2 separate regions of the Homo sapiens genome follow, and region 1 is linked to region 2. Evidence: read pairs that join two places in POLR2A ChIA-PET (ENCODE). Cell type or tissue: K562. All regions are shown on one strand. Each heading gives the region's core, and the rest is flanking DNA. Links, peaks and the distances in the headings are about the cores only.

Evidence for each region. ChIA-PET counts read pairs that join two places held together with the same protein. Peaks named below come from ENCODE experiments on the same cell type or tissue, not always from the same donor. Only the 100,000 strongest peaks of a DNase experiment are listed, where the experiment ranks them.
Region 1: POLR2A ChIA-PET joins it to region 2 with 7 read pairs; 6 of 35 experiments call an interaction of 5 or more read pairs at or near these places.

What each region holds. Positions count from the first base shown.
Region 1 is chr20:32,199,800-32,202,713 of GRCh38, reverse strand. PLAGL2 (PLAG1 like zinc finger 2) reads left to right here. Exons shown (of 3, transcript NM_002657.3): 2 at 422-795. The coding sequence starts at 536. Among named protein-coding and RNA genes, the nearest start is that of PLAGL2, 6.5 kb to the left of the region's middle. In K562, for the core only: no CTCF peak of the experiment used is centred there; no DNase peak of the experiment used is centred there.
Region 2 is chr20:32,111,776-32,114,689 of GRCh38, reverse strand. The region is part of intron 1 of TM9SF4 (transmembrane 9 superfamily member 4); the gene reads right to left. Among named protein-coding and RNA genes, the nearest start is that of TM9SF4, 3.5 kb to the right of the region's middle. In K562, for the core only: no CTCF peak of the experiment used is centred there; a DNase peak (open chromatin) is centred at 1,609.

The sequences.
Region 1 (2,914 bases), core at 271-2,770, 88 kb before region 2:
GTGCCAGGGTAATAAGAAGGAGGAACCGCTATCTCTAGGTTCAATGGAAAGGATATAAAAGTGAGGTCCAGAAGAAAAAGTTTGAAGTTTTGGGGCTTTTGGTTCCTCAGTTTATCTTGTTTCTTATTAGCCTAGATGGTACTAGTAATAGTAGCTACCACTAAGCACTTAATGGATGCCCAGCCTTCTGCTGAATGCTTTATATTCATGATCTCATTTAATCCTCAAAACATTTTTATAATTTAGGAGATTATTATGCCCATTTTATAAATGAGGAAACAGCTCAGGGAAGTAAGTAATTGGCTGAAAGTCACACAGCTTCTAAGTGGAAGGGCTGGGATTGGAACGGGATCTGTCTGCTTCCAGAGCCCATGTTCTCATGGTATTGGGCTCCCTAACACCAGGTGTTCTGATGTTTCAGGTGAAGAGATTGTTTTCTGAAAGCTGCGTTGGAGGCTGTGACAGAGCTGAGAGCCTGTGTGGAGCGGATGGGGAGGCTTTCTCAATAACATGGCCCTTTGCCATTAGCCTTGCCATGACCACATTTTTCACCAGCGTCCCCCCCTGGATTCAAGATGCAAAGCAGGAGGAGGAAGTGGGCTGGAAACTAGTTCCCAGGCCTCGGGGCCGGGAGGCGGAGAGTCAAGTGAAGTGCCAATGTGAAATTTCGGGAACACCTTTCTCAAATGGGGAGAAGCTGAGGCCTCACAGCCTCCCGCAACCAGAGCAGAGACCATATAGCTGCCCTCAGCTGCACTGTGGCAAGGCTTTTGCTTCCAAATACAAGCTGTATAGGTAGGTGACACTCTCATATCTCTTCCTGCCCTGAGGTTCCCAGAGGGAAAAAGCAGAGAGACTCTGCCTAGTGTGGGTTTTTAATCTGTGGCAGAAGAGTGGAGGTTAATTTGTCCTACAAGTATACCCTGAATGCCAAACAGTTGAAGTCACTCACTAAAAAATGATTCAGATTGCTTGATTCAGACACTAGAATCTGATGGGTTGCCTCCCCAAAGTATTGGGATTGCTGGCGTGAGCCACTGCACCTGGCCTTCTTACACCTTCTTAGTGACGATCTGGGTGCCAATGTCAGGCAGCCTTGAGTTTTGTTTGTTTGTTTGTTTGTTTTTTTAAGAAATGGGAGTCTTGCTCTGTCATCCAGGCTAGAGTACAGTGGTGCAATCAGCTCACTGCAGCCTCCAATTCCTGGGCTCAAGTGATTCTCTTGACTCATTCTCCCAGGTAACTAGGATTACAGGCTTGAACCACCGCACCTGGTTGTTTTTAATTTTTTGTAGATATGGGGGTGTGGCTGTGTTCCCCAGGCTGGTTTCAAACTCCTGGGCTCAAGTGATCCTCCTGCCTTGGCTTCCCAAAGCAGTGAGATTACAGGCATGAGCCACCGCACTTAGCCCTGAACATTTTTTTTTAAATATTGCTTTCCTCACCTTTGTCAGGTGATGGTCAGAATTTTAGCTAGAAGTTAGGAATCAGTATTCGAACTTTAGAAGGAAAAGTAGACCTTCTGGCCCAGTCTGTAAATTTTAAAGTAGAGGTTCAGAGTAGGGACATAACTTACCCAAGGTCACACAGCTTCAGAGGTCCTGCAGTGCCTCTTCTACTGAATCAGCCTGCTACTTACTCATTTAACTATGTCTGTCTCCCTGTTGCCCACTGGGGCAGCTGCTTTTCTGAAACTTGTAAGCCCAAGAACCCCTACTTAAAGTGAAATTAAACGTAAAAGCCCTGACATAAGGCAGATAGAGAAGAGCAGCTTTGGTTGCTTTGGTGAGGATGGGGAGGCATGGTCAAAAGCAATTTTGGGCCAGGCGTGGTGGCTCGCACTTGTAATCCCAGCACTTTGGGAGGCTGAGGCGGGCGGATCACTTGAGGCCAGGAGTTTGAGGCAAGCCTGGCCAACATGGTGAAACCCCATCTCTACTAAAAATTTTTTAAAAATTAGCTGGGTGTGGTGGCACATGCCTGTAGTCCCAGCTACTTGGGACTCTGTGGCAGGAGAATCACTTGAACCCAGGAGAAGGAGGTTGCAGTGAACTGAGATTGTGCCACTGTACTCCAGCCTGGGTGACAGAGCAAGACTGTCTCAAAAAAAACAAAAAAGAGCAATTTTGATTTTATCCTTTTCGCATTAGAGGAACCATGAACTTGCCCTTTAGAAATGAGATAGATCAGCCGGGTGCGGTGGCTCACGCCTGTAATCCCAGCACTTTGGGAGGCCAAGGCAGGCGGATCACGAGGTCAGGAGATCGAGACCACGGTGAAACCCCGTCTCTACTAAAAATACAAAAAAAATTAGCTGGGCGCGGTGGCAGGCGCCTGTAGTCCCAGCTACCGGGAGGCTGAGGCAGGAGAATGGTGTGAACCCAGGAGGCAGAGCTTGCAGTGAGCCGAGATCACACCACTGCACTCCAGCCTGGGCGACAGAGCGAGACTCCGTCTCAAAAAAAAAGAAATGAGATAGATTGGCCTGATGCACAGTCATCCAACCATCCATTCATCTATCCAACATTATTGAGCTCTTGCTCTGTACCAGGCACAGTGCTCGGTGCAAGGGGCGGAGTAGTGAGCCAGACAGATGGGGGTGCTGGTCCTCCTTGGGTTTATGGTCTTAATAGTGGGTACAGACAGTAAACAAGTAAATACATGAACAAGATGACCACAAAGCCTCAGTTCCTCATCTGGAAAACAGTTAATAGGAAGGGACTAAAATAGGCAACAGGGTAGCATGGTAGTCAGGATTGCCCTCTTGACAATTCTGTGGTCCTCAGGAGTGCTTAGATTCTCTGTGTGCTCCTATAAGTTAAGGGAACTCCAGTCAAGGCCATACTCTTAGGCTTTCTTTTTTTTCTTTTTTTTTTGAGACAGGGTCTCACTTTTGCCCAAGCTGGAGTATAGT
Region 2 (2,914 bases), core at 221-2,720:
CCAGGACTCTATCATCCAACCTGATTAGCACGCTATTTCACCATTAAAAACAGTTTTTGCTGGGCACAGTGACTCACACCTGTAATCCCAGCACTTTGGGAGGTCAAGACGGGAGGATTGCTTGAGGCCAGGAGTTCAAGGCTAGCCTGGGCAACATAGCAAGACCCTGTCTCTAAGAAAAATATAATTAAAAAATTAGGTGGATGTGGTGCGTGCCTGTAGTCCCAGCTACTCAGAAGGCTAAGGCAAGATGATCGCCTGAGCCCGGGAGGTGGAGGCTGCAGTGAACTATGATCGTGCCACTGCACTCCAGCCTGGATGACAGAGTGAGACCCTGTCTCAAATAATAATAACAAACAAACAAAACCAGTTTCTGTGCCTTTGACTGGGGCTGGAGGGACTACTGGCATTGGCTCCATTAGCACAAAGGAATCTTGATGTCATTTATTCCATTCCTGTTTCTGGAGTGGCTCAAACCCAAGTAACCTCAAAACAGTGTGAACTGATGCAGGAATACACTTCCATACACCCATGGAAACTGAATGTATGTTCACACAAGAACTTACACCTGAATGTTCACAGCAGCATTATACCTAACAACCAAAAAGTGAAAACAATCCCAATATCCATCAACTGATGAGTGATAAACAAGCTGTGGTACATCCATACAAGGGAAGATTCAGCCATAAAAAGGGATGCGGCACTACTGATACATGATACAACATAAACAAACTTTGAAAACATTATGCTAAGAAGCCAGACACAAAAGATCACATATTATATAATTATCTTTGTATAAAATGTCCAGAATAGGCAAATCTATAGGGACAGAAGGTAAATTAGTAGTTGCCTAGGGCTGTGGGGAGGGAAGAGTAGGGAGTGACTCTCTTTTTGGGGTGATGAAATGTTCCGAATTACACAATGGTGATAACCATCACATTTAGTGTATGCACAACCTATAAAAACACTAAAACCCACTAAATTATATACTTTAAAGGGGTGAATTTTATGGCATATGAATTATATCCATAAAGAAGATTATAATAAAAACCAAAACAGTATGAACAATGATGTGAGGGAAGTAGAGTTTTATTCTCCAAACTGAAGTTTCTAGACTCCTGACACATCTAGAAATGTACTCAATGGACATTTCCCAAGTTTCAATGAAATAATATTCCCAAGAACCGTTTTCCATAAAGAGTGAGACATGAGCCCGCATCTCAATTCAGACCTAGCTAGATCAACACTGTATCCTGTAACTTTACAGAGTAGTCTAAATCTAAGGATGGAAGAAGACAGGAAAATCAAAGAGAACTTCAGTTTACACCAGCTATCTTCTATGGAGGGAGAAGTCTTGCCCTGCGGGTTCAGGAAACACCCTCCATACTGACATTGTTCTGGGAGCTGGCGGCTCAACCCTTGGGGAAGAAGAGCCATTCACCAAGGAAAGAGAGAAAGGGAAAAGCTCACATGCCACCGCACTTGCACCCACAACCCTAACTTTCAAAACAAAGGACAAACCAGCAACCCAGCTATTCCCACGGCCACTGGATCCACTAGTTCAGTTCCTCTTTGGCTGTATGACTCACCTCAGAGACCCATACACTCCAAAGTAGGTCTACCGCACCCCCTCGCCCCAATGGTTATGAAATGAGGGTGTGTATGAGGGTGTGGGGACTATTCTGACTTCCGTGTAATGAAGTGCTGACACAGACCAAACTCAAGCCTGTGACTCCACTTTGCCCCTTCATCACATACCCCTGTAATAAATTTGCTTCCACACCTTTTCACTATTGCACCAGATATGAAGTTTCTCCATATGCACCCTTTAAACTGGCCTCTGTGGGTCACTGCATATGTTACATACTCAGTTTCTTTAAATCAGTTACTGTTTTCAGTACAACACTCCCAGGTGGCACAACAAACACTAAATCACCGTACTTGCAGGGTTTTGTTGGTGGTGGTGTGTTTTGTTTTTTGTTTTTTTTTTTTTTTTGAGATAGGGTCTCACTCTGTCACCCAGGCTGCAGTGCAGTGACACGATCTTGGCTCACTGTAGCCTCCGCCTCCCGGGTTCAAGCGATTCTTGTGCCTCAGCCTCCCGAGTAGCTGGGATTACAGGTGTGTGCCACCACACCCTGCTAATTTTTGTATTTTTAGAAGACAGGGTTTCGCCATGTTGGCCAGGCTGGTGTTGAACTCCTGGCCTCAAGTGATTTGCCTGCTTCAGCCTCCCAAAATTCTGAGATTACAGGCATGAGCCACTGCTCCCGGCCTGTTGTTGTTTCTTAAGACAGGGTCTCGCTCTGTTGCCAAAGCTGGAGTGCAGTGCAGTGATCAGGGCTCACTGAGGTTCAAGTGATCCTCCCACCTCAGCCCCGCAAGTAGCTGGTACTACAGGTGCACACCACCAAGCCCAGCTAATTTTTTCTTTTTGTATTTTTTTTGTAGAGGGGTTTGCCATGTTGTCCAAGCTGGTCTCAAACTCCTGAGCTCAAGCGATCTCCCAGCTTTGGTCTCCCAGAGTGCTGGGATTACAGGTGTGAGTCACTGTGCTGGGCAAAAATCACTGTCCCTTCCACTGTGCTTAGACTAAAATCCAAACTCCTTTCCACAGCCTCTGTGCCAACTGAGAACAAGCTGGCTCCCTTCAAGTACTGTCCTGAAGGGGATGGGAAGGGGAAGCAGCCTAATACAACACTATTTCAAAATGCAATCCACAGACAACAAAATGTAGACCGCAGTCCTTCCCATTTCCAGGCATGCTTCTCAAAACAGTTGCTCTTGCTTCCCTCCAGTTTCATCTTGTATCATTCTCTCCTACCCCAACCCTCATCATGCTTCGGCCCCTCCAGCCTTCTGTGTGTTCCTCAAAAACACCAAGCTCCCTTCCACATCGGCCCCTTACACTTGC